Regions from separate parts of the Homo sapiens genome. Here region 2 is linked to region 1. The links are chromatin loops, found by intact Hi-C in ENCODE. Cell type or tissue: heart left ventricle. All regions are shown on one strand. Each heading gives the region's core, and the rest is flanking DNA. Links, peaks and the distances in the headings are about the cores only. Region 1 overlaps LOC124904539 (a long non-coding RNA gene). Region 2 has its middle 96 kb from the start of LINC02815.

What was found. Peaks named below come from ENCODE experiments on the same cell type or tissue, not always from the same donor. Only the 100,000 strongest peaks of a DNase experiment are listed, where the experiment ranks them.
Region 2: it touches region 1 in a loop (2.3-fold over the local background); 1 of 110 quality-filtered maps calls a loop at or near these places.

What each region holds. Positions count from the first base shown.
Region 1 is chr1:228,935,066-228,940,437 of GRCh38, forward strand. All of the region lies in intron 2 of LOC124904539 (a long non-coding RNA gene), which reads right to left. Among named protein-coding and RNA genes, the nearest start is that of RHOU, 200 kb to the left of the region's middle. In heart left ventricle, for the core only: no CTCF peak of the experiment used is centred there; a DNase peak (open chromatin) is centred at 2,877; H3K4me3 peaks cover 465 bases; H3K27ac peaks cover 1,655 bases.
Region 2 is chr1:229,056,381-229,061,752 of GRCh38, forward strand. No RefSeq gene overlaps it. Among named protein-coding and RNA genes, the nearest start is that of LINC02815, 96 kb to the right of the region's middle. RefSeq lists enhancers at 2,462-2,962, 3,590-4,089. In heart left ventricle, for the core only: no CTCF peak of the experiment used is centred there; DNase peaks (open chromatin) are centred at 2,441 and 3,611; H3K27ac peaks cover 408 bases.

The DNA.
Region 1 (5,372 bases), core at 174-5,173:
GAAAGGACCATCACATTGTTTTTCCTACAAGCAGCCTTCCCTGGTCCCCTCACAAGCACATCCTCTCCCTCAACGCTAGTCAAGGAACTCTTTCCACCAATGGGTTCCTGCAGCACTTTGTGAGGACTCAGTTAACACACTGTGGGGCTGCTTTTTCTGGCTTTCTTTCTGTGTCGCCACCAGCTTGAGGACAGAACACTGCTTTACTTCTGTCCCTGCCTCCCTGGGCAGGTTCTGGTGGTAAGGGCTGTTTTGTTTACTTTAAATCACCCCAGGCCTCTCTTGCCAAAGGTCAAGATTCAGTAGTCATATTCTATTAAAGTACAGACAGGACTTTGGACCAAAGGCAGAGATGTCACAGTGATCAGTGCCCACCAAGAGGACAACACTCCAGGCTCAGATGAGTCACAGCCAGCCACGCCTGAGGGCTGTGAGGAGGCAGACCTGGACCACCATGGACCAAAGGTCAGCCTAAAGCGAACTCACTTGCAAAGACAGGCAGATGACAAGGTCAAGCAAATGACCGGAAGTGGCTCTAGAGTAGTGGTCCCCAAGGGCCAAGCCATTTTACTATTGCCAAAATGCCCTTTATTTGAATAACTGCAGGTGACTGCAGTAGGGACAATTGTCTATTTTAATACCAGTCTTTGGAAAAATAGAAAACCGGCCACCCCGTGAAGTGTACAAGACTGAAAGCCCTGCTGCAGAGGAGGCACTTCTCATCGACTTACCGGCTGCCTCTTCCCACTGCAGTACTGATGAGGGAGGTAGCTAGCCAGGCATGAGCAGGGCAGGAGGGGCTCTCCCAACACACACACCAGGAATGTCAGACAACCATCAGGTGATGATCAGGTTGTTGTTAACTGTCTCTCTAAAATAATAATTGGGCACAGCCAGCACCAGGGAAAGGCAGTCTCCCAATAAACAGAAAACACCTGAAGCTGGTGATCAGCTGCTTCCCGATAAGGTTGCAGGGGATTGGGTGAGTGGGCTCAAGCATGCGCACTAAGAGGCAAAATGGAGGCGTTTAGCTGGCATATGACCTTCCTCTAGGAATGCCAGATTGGTAAGGGAAGAACGCCTCAAGTGAGCATGTGTACAACTCCAGTAAACACACTGTGCATGCCCCGCTCTCAAGCACCGTTACTGCGCATGGGAACAGCCCACCCGAACAGCCCACCCCAAGGGAAGAATCAGAGGAGAAGTAATGCAAGACCCTGGAAGCGTGCCAACATATAAACCCCAAATCAAAGGTCAAACCCTGCACTCGACCTCACAAGTTGCCTGCTTGGCTGTCTTCCAAGTGTACTTTACTTCCTTTCACTTCTGTTCTAAAACTTGCCTTGGTCTTTTCTTCTGCCTTATGCCCCTCAGTCGAATTTTTTCTTCTGAGGAGGCAAGAATGGAGGTTGCTGCAGACCTGCGCAAGTTGCCTCTACTAATGACATGTCACCAGAGCGTGTGAGCAGGGTGCTGGGCTGGGCTCTGGCCACCCCAAGTGCTCTAGGACAGCCCCTGCCTGCAAGGACTTACAGCTAAATTGGGACATGGGAACAGATGTAGACCTGTGGGCCCAATATAGGGTGCTGGGTGCCCCTCTGAAAGTGCGGCCCCAACAACACATCCTCGGGTCAAGGCACACAAGGCCTCTGGGTCCCCACTTCCACTCCACCAGGCAGATTCTACTTTTTTTTTTTTTTTAATGTACTGGGGCTCTGCTCATGGTTTATTTTAAAGAAAAGTTTCTGCTGCTTTAAAAAAAAAAATTGAAAACCCTGAAAACTGTCCCTCTGGCCTGAGCTCATTTCCTGGGTGAGGAAACAGAGGCCCCGAGAAGCCTGAGGACTGTCCAGCATCCCATGGCTGGGTGGCTGGTAGATGGCCAGCCCGGGCAGAGCCTGGTCTCTCGGTGATTTTCACTGTCTCTCTCCATTTGTGTCATATCTGTGTCCTCTCCATTTGCAGCAGGGACTTACACCTCCTTTTCACCTGCACCAATGCCAGGATGGAGATTTGCTTATGCCCCTTGGCCCTGCAGGCAGCCCAGCGACTCACAAAGTCTCAGGACCCTACTGCAGGGGTCCCCAACCCCCAGGGCCACAGACCTGTGCCAGTCCCCAACCACCCTGGGCATGCCCTGCAGAGGTACCAAGCCCGGGGCTGGAAGGGCGGGGATGAAGATTATGGATGCCATCTGAATCTTTTCAAATTCAACACATTTTTTTGGACACCAAAGCACTTTTTGTACATTTAAAAAAAATTACTCTAAACACTAAACCTGGAAGTTGTTTTCTGAAGAAGGTGAGGGGAGAGCACCTCCCCCAGGCAACCTAGATCCCTCGCATGCACAGTTCCCAACACGGAGTCTTGTGGAAGGGAGCGCTCAGTAAGATGTCATTTAGCTTAAAGACTGTGGATGCCTGAGCATGCCGCGTTTCCCGCAGCCGTGCTTCTTGCTTGGTGCTCAGTCTTGGCAAAGTCATCTCCGGCCCTACGTTCTCAGGTGTGAACGGTGGAGTCAGGGGTGCTGAGGGTCATGCTCACTCACCAACTACCCTGCACCAGCACCCTCCCCCCTGCACTGGTTTTCTGTGCTCTCGTTTGGTGTCCCCAAAATCTTGAGGCCTGTAGGATTATCACCACTACACAGAAGAGGAAACCGAGGGTTAGAGAGGTGGTCTGAATGTCTAAGAAGGGAGATCCAGGATTGGAACCCAGATTTGTACAACTCCAAAGCTCTCTTGTGACCTGTGCCGCCTCCCAAGGGGTGAGCAATCGTGCCTCCCTTTCCTCTGCTCAGCCACCCTGCAGCTCACACAGCTGCAGTAATGACTGCTCTCGAGAGAGCTGCCCCACCCAGAGGGGTTTAAGGCAGAGAAGAGCGGCCTGCAGCCTAGTTTCTCTCAGTGTGCCTTACAGCCAAAGCCAAAGACTGAGGCCGACTCCCAGGACAGGGCCGCTACCCTGGCCTCAACACCACAAATGACTGGACGCAGCTGCTGGCAGAAAAAGCCGCACTCCAGGCATTTAGTACCTAACCGAAGAAATCCAAAGATTCTTATCTGTGCCTTGCTTCTCAACTGCAGAGGTTCTTCCCTTTTGTCCTAACACACTGGGAGGGAACTCTGCACTGATGACAAGTAACCATGAACGTGATTCCTTTCCCTCCTGCGGTGGTCATCTTCAGCAACTCTAGCCGTGAAGCCAGCCTGCCTGTCTCTTTCTTTGCTTGTGTTGGGTCATATTACTGAAGAAAGAATAATAGCAACACTGTTACCCGCCTGTGTACCAGTCTTTGTTCACGGGAGGTTTTAGGATCTCTATGACACACGCAGGCAGAGCATGCCACCGTCACTTAGGAGGGGAAGCCAGAGGTCTTGGAAGTCACACACTAGCAGGGAAGAGACCTAGGTTTTCCCATGGCTCACTGCAGCCTCCCTGAACTCTTTTTCCACAGATGCTAGGCTGACACTCCCTTGTCCCCCTCTAGAGCTCTGTGAACAGGAAGAGGTTGTCTTCTAGCTGTGTAGAGGCTGGGGGAACAGCCCACAGTGCAAGCCACGACTACCTGCTCTGAAGTGGAGGGGCTGTGGAGCAGACAGCAGACTTCTCCCAGCTGAGCAGAGCTGGGCAAAACAGATCGATCTAAACCGCCCTTAGCGGATGTTCTCATTTCCCTGCTGCCCTAAAAGTGGTGTCCGCCTGAGGTGAACACTATAAATAACTGTTCACAGGCGGGTTGTTAAGGACTCTATGGCCTGTGTTGGCAGAGACAGATTCCGGGAAGTCAGTGACTTGGTCACTTCCTACTTAAAACGCAGGGCACCAAGGAGCCTATTTTGGGCTAAATGCAAAAGCCTGGGAATCAAAGAAGAAACGTTAGAGGAGAGACCGACCTCTTGCTTTTAGCCACAGTTTGGAAAAGTTTTTTGTTGTTCTCAATAGTTCGATGGAAAGTGGTAAAAATGCTTTAATTAATTATTAACCTTGGTATTTTTCTTCATAGTTCTCAACATGCTTCACACACCTTTCCTTCTTTGAGCCTCAAAGCAACACTGTGAGTAATCTTATTGTTGTGAACCCATTTTACAGGTGAGAAGACAGAGGCAATAAACATAAGGGCTGGGCCTCACACCTGGATCTGCTGCTCCCTAGCCCCTAGTTATTCCTTCGCCTCACACCCAAGGCCATGATCTCACTAAAAAGAAACACCTTTAAGAGCAGGCACCCCTGCCTGATTCAGTCAGCAGTAAGCCATCAGCAGATCTTGCCCAGTTATAGCCTGGTCCACCTGTTTGTAATAAGCATAGTGAGAAGGACAGAATCACAGCTAGGTGGTTGGCAGGTTGAGTTGAGACTGACCACAGGGTGTGTTTGGTTTCTGGATGGGGCTGGGGTCCTTCTGAGCGTGAGACAATAGATGACACTCAGCCACAGGAGGCTGGGCCCAGCAGGGCCTCCGGCCTCAAAGCAGCGGGGTAGCAGCTCTGAAGTCAGAAGTTGAGGCTGCAGTCTTGAGGCAGAATTTCTTCTGTGGGACACCTCAGTTTTTGCTCTTAGGGGGATCAACGGAATGAGGCCCATCCACATGATCAGGGGCAATCTCTTGAAAATCAGCTTATTGTACATGTGACCCACACCACAAATACCTCCACAGCAACGTCCACATTAGTGTTTATTAAATAACCGGGTCCTATAGCCTAGCCAAGCTGATGCATGAAACTCACCATCACATCCTGTATCCATCTACAGCTTTCTAGGGCACTGTGGTAGCCCAGGTGAGGCGTTGTGCTCTAAACTCAATTCTCTGGAACAAAACTGCTGGGCCACTTTTTTGTTAGTTCCTGTATCTCTCCTCTGATGTGCACAATTGTGGCTCAGGATTATGAAGTTCCAGAGCAGAGGACAGGGAAGGAAAGAGGGAGCAAGTGCCTGGGAGGAGCAGTAGCCGGCTCTGCCACTCAAGTGTGTGCTTTTCCCCCAACCCACACCTGTCACTGAGGCAGCCGTCCCTGCTAATGGATGTGACTATGAAAGTATCGTATCCCAGTTCATCCAGAGACCAAATGGGGCCGCGTAAAAGAGCCACAGTTTTGCCTAAGTGAGATTGCAGCAGACACGAAGGAGAGCCAAGGCACTGGACAAGGACACAGGTCAGGCAGAAGCACAGGAACAAAACTGTTGGTCCCTGGTCGGGGTCCCCCAACTTCTCTTGCAAGCAAATCTACATATAAATCCACATTTTCTCATGACTATGGTTCAGTTGATGGTCAGCTTACAAGTAACACCTGGACATGGCAGTTTAGGGAGAGAAGGTTAGGAGGCCTAATCCTGTGATTTCTGGGGAAAAATGTTCTGTTGGAGGGGAACCC
Region 2 (5,372 bases), core at 310-5,309, 120 kb after region 1:
CCTTTGTAGATGTCTGAGGACTTTTACCTTCCAGAGGGGAACCACATAATGCTGGTAACAGCTCTTCATTTGGAAGGGAGTGTTATGTGACTCCGTCTCCAGGCTTAACCTTCCCTTTTGCATAAGGACTTCGGGGGTCCTGAGAGTTTTTTATTTTCCTTTACACCAAATTATACCAACAAACACAAGGGCTGACGAAAGAGGATTCAGCTGCATAGTGGGTTCCAGAGCCAACTATTAAGAGATAAAAGGACATTAGGTTAAATAAAAATTCAAATCAAAAAGTGAGGTCTCAAGGCTTTTGGTTTTGGGTTGTTTTTTGTTTTGTTTTGTTTTGTTTTGTTTTGTTTAGGGGACAAAAGAATCTTGTGAAAGTGTTCTAAGCAAGGAGTTAGGAGACCTCAAGTCTAAGATGAGCCAGGGGCATCAAGTAAGCTGGTAACAGCACCTTGCCTTATAGGCCAGCAGGCCTTGGTCTTACGTTATGGGTCACATAGCCTTAGTGTTATGGGTCACAGAACGCCCTAAGAGTAACCTGATGAAAATGATGGGCCAGGCAACTGAGGAAGCTGCACATCAGCACCCACTGAGTTGTTGCAAACTATTTTTTAATTGCATTGGAAATGTGTTCAGTCATATAGGCAGAATGTAAAATCAACCTAGAGAACGTAACAGGATATTACACGAGGACTTTTCCGGTTGTGTTAGGATCTTTGCTGAAAAGAACTCTTAACAAGCACCTGCACATTCTAAAGGAACATATTTGAAATAATTGCTAAATGGTGCTAAAAGGTGGCCAAATACTAGTTCTTTGAATTTTAACCAATCACACACCTCTAGGCTACATAATGGAAAAATGAACTCATTAAAGGGATGCGAAGATGCCTTTAAGGAAAGCTGGAGTGTCGGTTGGGTATATTACTACTGCCTCTGGGAGGAAGCCACCCTCCTCTCCACCCCTACCAAGCCTAATAACCAGTCCCAGAACAGGGGAGTCAAGGCTGCCCTCTCACCTGTGGATGTAGTTCAGGGGTCAAACCAGGAGAGGAAATGGAAGTGAGAATCAAGGGCATCCAAGTGAAACAGAGAAAGGAAAAACCACTCGATGGATCCCTGAGAGTGCTGGTCCAGCCTCCGTCCTCACCTGCTGGAATCCCACCTGCCTTTCGAGGCCCAGCTCCATCTGCCATTCTGGAAGCCTCCCACAGCTGCCAACTTCAACGGTGATCTCTTGACCCCCTTACAGCACACTTGGCCATTATGGGCCCTCGGATGCTGCCCAGGTATCATGGCAGCAGCACTCCCTGGGTCATAAGTGGCCTCTGCCACATGCATCTTTCACTCCATCCCCAGCCCCAGAGAAGACAAGCATCTCACCTCTTCCCCCTCAGCACCTTGCCAGAGGTGCTCAGAAAACAATTCATGAGTGATTACACAGCTAGTTAGGTACAATTCTGCAGGCCATTTGTCTAAACTCAGTCCCAGGCTGTTGAAGTTACTCCAACCTGGATACTGGATACCCCTAATTCTCCTAAAGTTTCCAGCTGGGTCCTGAAAGCTACAAGATACCTATCTTTCTCAAACATATTGTCCCCAGGCTGGGTCACCCAGTGGAAAGGCCAAAAACATGCTTAGGGCAATAGCAAGATAGGGAGCCCAACACTTTTTTTATGTGATGATTTACATAGGCATCATGAGAAAAACGCCTTCTTAAACATATGGCTTAGTGTCGGATCTGCTTTTAGTCGCACATGGGTGACCGAGGTGGGATGTGCCAGGTCTTTTCATGCTTGGGGCTCCTACTCTGCTGGCACCGACCCACGCCGTCTAAGATTGTGGCTTTTAAAGGTTCTGTGGCTTTTAAAGCACTTCCTGTGCAGGTCTGCTCCGCAGCTCCAGGCGCTACACCTTCTCAACCCACAGGTCAGGGAATAGAGGCCCAGAGAGGGTCAGGGATCCTAGTCCGGGGTTGGTGAGCCCCCTGGGTAGGGGATTTATTCAAGGGCTGGGGCAGATGCTGTGGATGAGGCTTCCCCACTCCCTGCTGTGCAAGGAGATCCTGTTGTTGGCATTGCCAGCACACCGCCAGCACTTGATCCTCTGGCTCAGAGCCCATTTACCTGAGCAACTTGCCGCAGTGCTCTGAGGTTCCATTTCCTCCATTACAAAACATAGCTAATAGTATCATATCTCTCTGGCCTAATACCAGAACTTTAATTAGGCTTAAATGAAACATAGGAGAAAACAACTCAACCAGGACCTAGCATGCTCCTTCAGGTTTTTGTTAAGGTTGGGGCCCTGGGGGACAGGAGGCCCCATCCTGGAGCAGGAACAGGAAAGTGTGACCGACTCTCCTTGACACCCTGAGTGGCAGATCCAGAGCGCTGTCACCAGGAACAAGGGGAAGCTCACCAGCGGGAGCCTCCCAGCCCTCCGCTGCAGTGTCTTCCGGGCTGCTAATGGGTTTCACGTGTGCAGAGGCCAATGCCTCAGTCCTGGGGATGGGGTCTGGGACAGCTCCTGTGGCTGTCTCCTCAGCCGTGAGCAGCCGCATCCTTTTACAAATAATGAATGCCGTTTTCCATAGCTGCCACGATGCAAGAAAAACTGAAAAAACAACCCGGGTGAGAGGACAGTCTGTGCTGCTGGGCAGAGGCCAAAACCTGAAAACAAAGCAGAAACTCAGACCACAGGTTGGCATTCTGTGAGATTCAGAGGACCTGGGTTGAGGAAGGAGTGTCTCCATGGTCACAGCACAAACGTCACTTAGGAAAATTTACACTCCTCTTCCCACCCAGGGGCCTCATTAAACCACCCACCGAGACATCCCCAAAATATGATTTGAAATGAGCAAAGGATAGTTTCTTATTTTTACGCACATTGTTATAAATGTAGCATCTTTTTTTAAAATGTGCTGTTTTATTGCTGTGTTACAGGGATTTGCAAACTTTTCCTGTAAAGGACCTGATTGTAAGTATTTTAGACCTTTGCGATCACACATACAGCCTCTGTTTCAACTACTCCGCTCTGCCGCTACAATGCGAAAGAAGTCTTAGGCAATAGAAAGGGCATAGAAGCGTTCCAACAATACCTCATTTACGAAAACAGGTAGGGGGACAGATTTATCCCACTGGCCAGTTTGTCACCCTCATGCTCTGTGATATGCCTTCTAAATAAAACCATTGTGTTTGTGCTGCAAATACAATTATAGGACAATTTCTCTTTCAACCAAACTCCTGCCTTCAAGCCCCTTCTATGTAAAAACCCTGGAACCACCCTTGGTCCTGCAGAACATTCCCGATACCAGCTGAGGTTTCTGTGCACCAACTCAGGCGGCCTCCCTGGCCAGAGACAGGAGGAGCCAGGAATTCTGAGTTAGTCCTGAAGACAGCCAGAGATCAGAGAGGTCAGTGCTCTTGGCTATTCACATAGGAAGTTGGTTTTCTGTTCTTTTCCAGAGAACTGCACAGATAATACACAGATCGATGCCAAGTAAAACAAGAAGGAAAAGCTGGCTCTGTCCAGGAAAGAGCTGACAACAAACGTGTCCTGACTGGGAAACGCTTTCTGCTGCTTCCTCCCTGCTGCCCGGCAGTGAGGGGAGAGGTGGGACTGGGGCCATCGGGCCCTCACGTGCCGGGCAGGGCTGCTGTGCTCAGCAGAGGATGTCTGTACAATCTCATTTCCTTGAGATTTTCAAGAAAAGGTGAGGTTTTCACTGCTTAGAATGAGGGATAGAGACAAGATTTCTTGAAGAACAGGAAGGGCAAGACTTCTTACAGTTTTTCCCAGTGCTACTATGATAATCATCATGGCCTGATGAAGGTTAGAGTTCTAATTTATTAATAGTTTCCTAAGTGCCAGGCACTGGACTAAATGTATAATCTCCACTTTACAGAGACAGAAGCAAAGATTTGAGATAGCCTGTCTAAAATCTCACTGTAAGTGGAAGAGCTGGAGTTTGAACCCAGATAAACAGAATGCACAGGATGTGTGTGTGTCTGTGTGTTTGTGTGTGTGTGTATGTGTATGTGTGTGTGCTATGTTTGTGTGTTTCTGTGTATGTGTTTGTGTGTATGTGTATATGTGTGTGCATGTGTGTGTGTGTGTATGTGTGGGTTTGTGTGTATGTGTATGTGTGTGTTTGTGTGTCTGTGTGTTTCTGTGTGTGTGTGTGTGTGTGCATAAAGAGAGAGAGGGAGAGAAACTTTATTTTAAGGAATGGGTTTACAGGACTGTAGAGGCCAGGGTGATCTAAAGTCTGTAGGGCAGGTGGACAGGCAGGAAACCCAGGGAAGAGTTTCAGTTCAAAACTGAAGACCGTTTGCTGGAGGAATTCCATATTCCTTGGGAAATTTCAGTCTTTTTCTCTTAAGGTGTTCAACTGTTTGGATGAGGCCCACCCGTGTTATGGAGGCTAATCTGCTGTCCTTAAAGTCTACTGATTTAAATGTTGATCTCATTTAAAACACCTTCACAGAAAAATTTATAATATTTGACCTGTCCAGGCGTGGCGGCTCACGTCTGTAATCCCAGCACACTGGGAGGCTGAGGTGGGAAAATCGCTTGAGCCCAGGAGGTTGAGACCAGCCTGGGTGACATAGTGAAACCTCGTCTTTACCAAAAATACAAAAATTAGCTGGGTGTGGTGATACACGTGCCTGTGGTCCCACCTACTTGGAAGGCTGAGGTGGGAGGATCCCTGGAGCCTGGGAGGTCCAGACTGCAGTGAGCCATGATCACACCACTGCACTCCAGCCTGAGTAACATAGCAAAACCCTGTCTCAAAAAAAATTAAAATTAAAAATTAAAATTTAATGCTGTATTAAAATAATAATAATAATAGTTGACAAACTATCTGGATACCATGGCCCAGACAAGTTGACTTATAAAATTAACCATCACAGGTCCCATAGGCAGCATCTGCATCACCAATGGAGCCTGTTCAAAACACAGAAGCTGAGTGCAGTGGCAGGCACCTGTAATCCCAGCTACACAGGAAGCTGAGGCAGGACGATCACTTGAGGCCAGGAATCCAAGATCAGCCTGGGCAACATAGCAGAACCTCGTCTGGAAAAAAATTTAAGTATATGGAAGGATGTTTGTGGGTTATATGAAAAAGAAAGAAAGAAGATAGAGAAGGAAGGAAGGAAGGAAGGAAGGAAGGAAGGAAGGAAGGAAGGAAGGAAGGAACGAAGGAAAGAAGGAAGGGAGGAAGGAAAAAAGGGAGGAAGGAAGGAAGGAAAGAAGGAAGGAAGGAAAAAAAGTATAAAAGGAAGGCTTTGTCCTGGATCAGTGGCTTTCAAGTCCTCTTTTCCTCCCACCAGTGGGATCCTTTTTAGTAAGTGAAATAATTGCACACAACCCCCAAA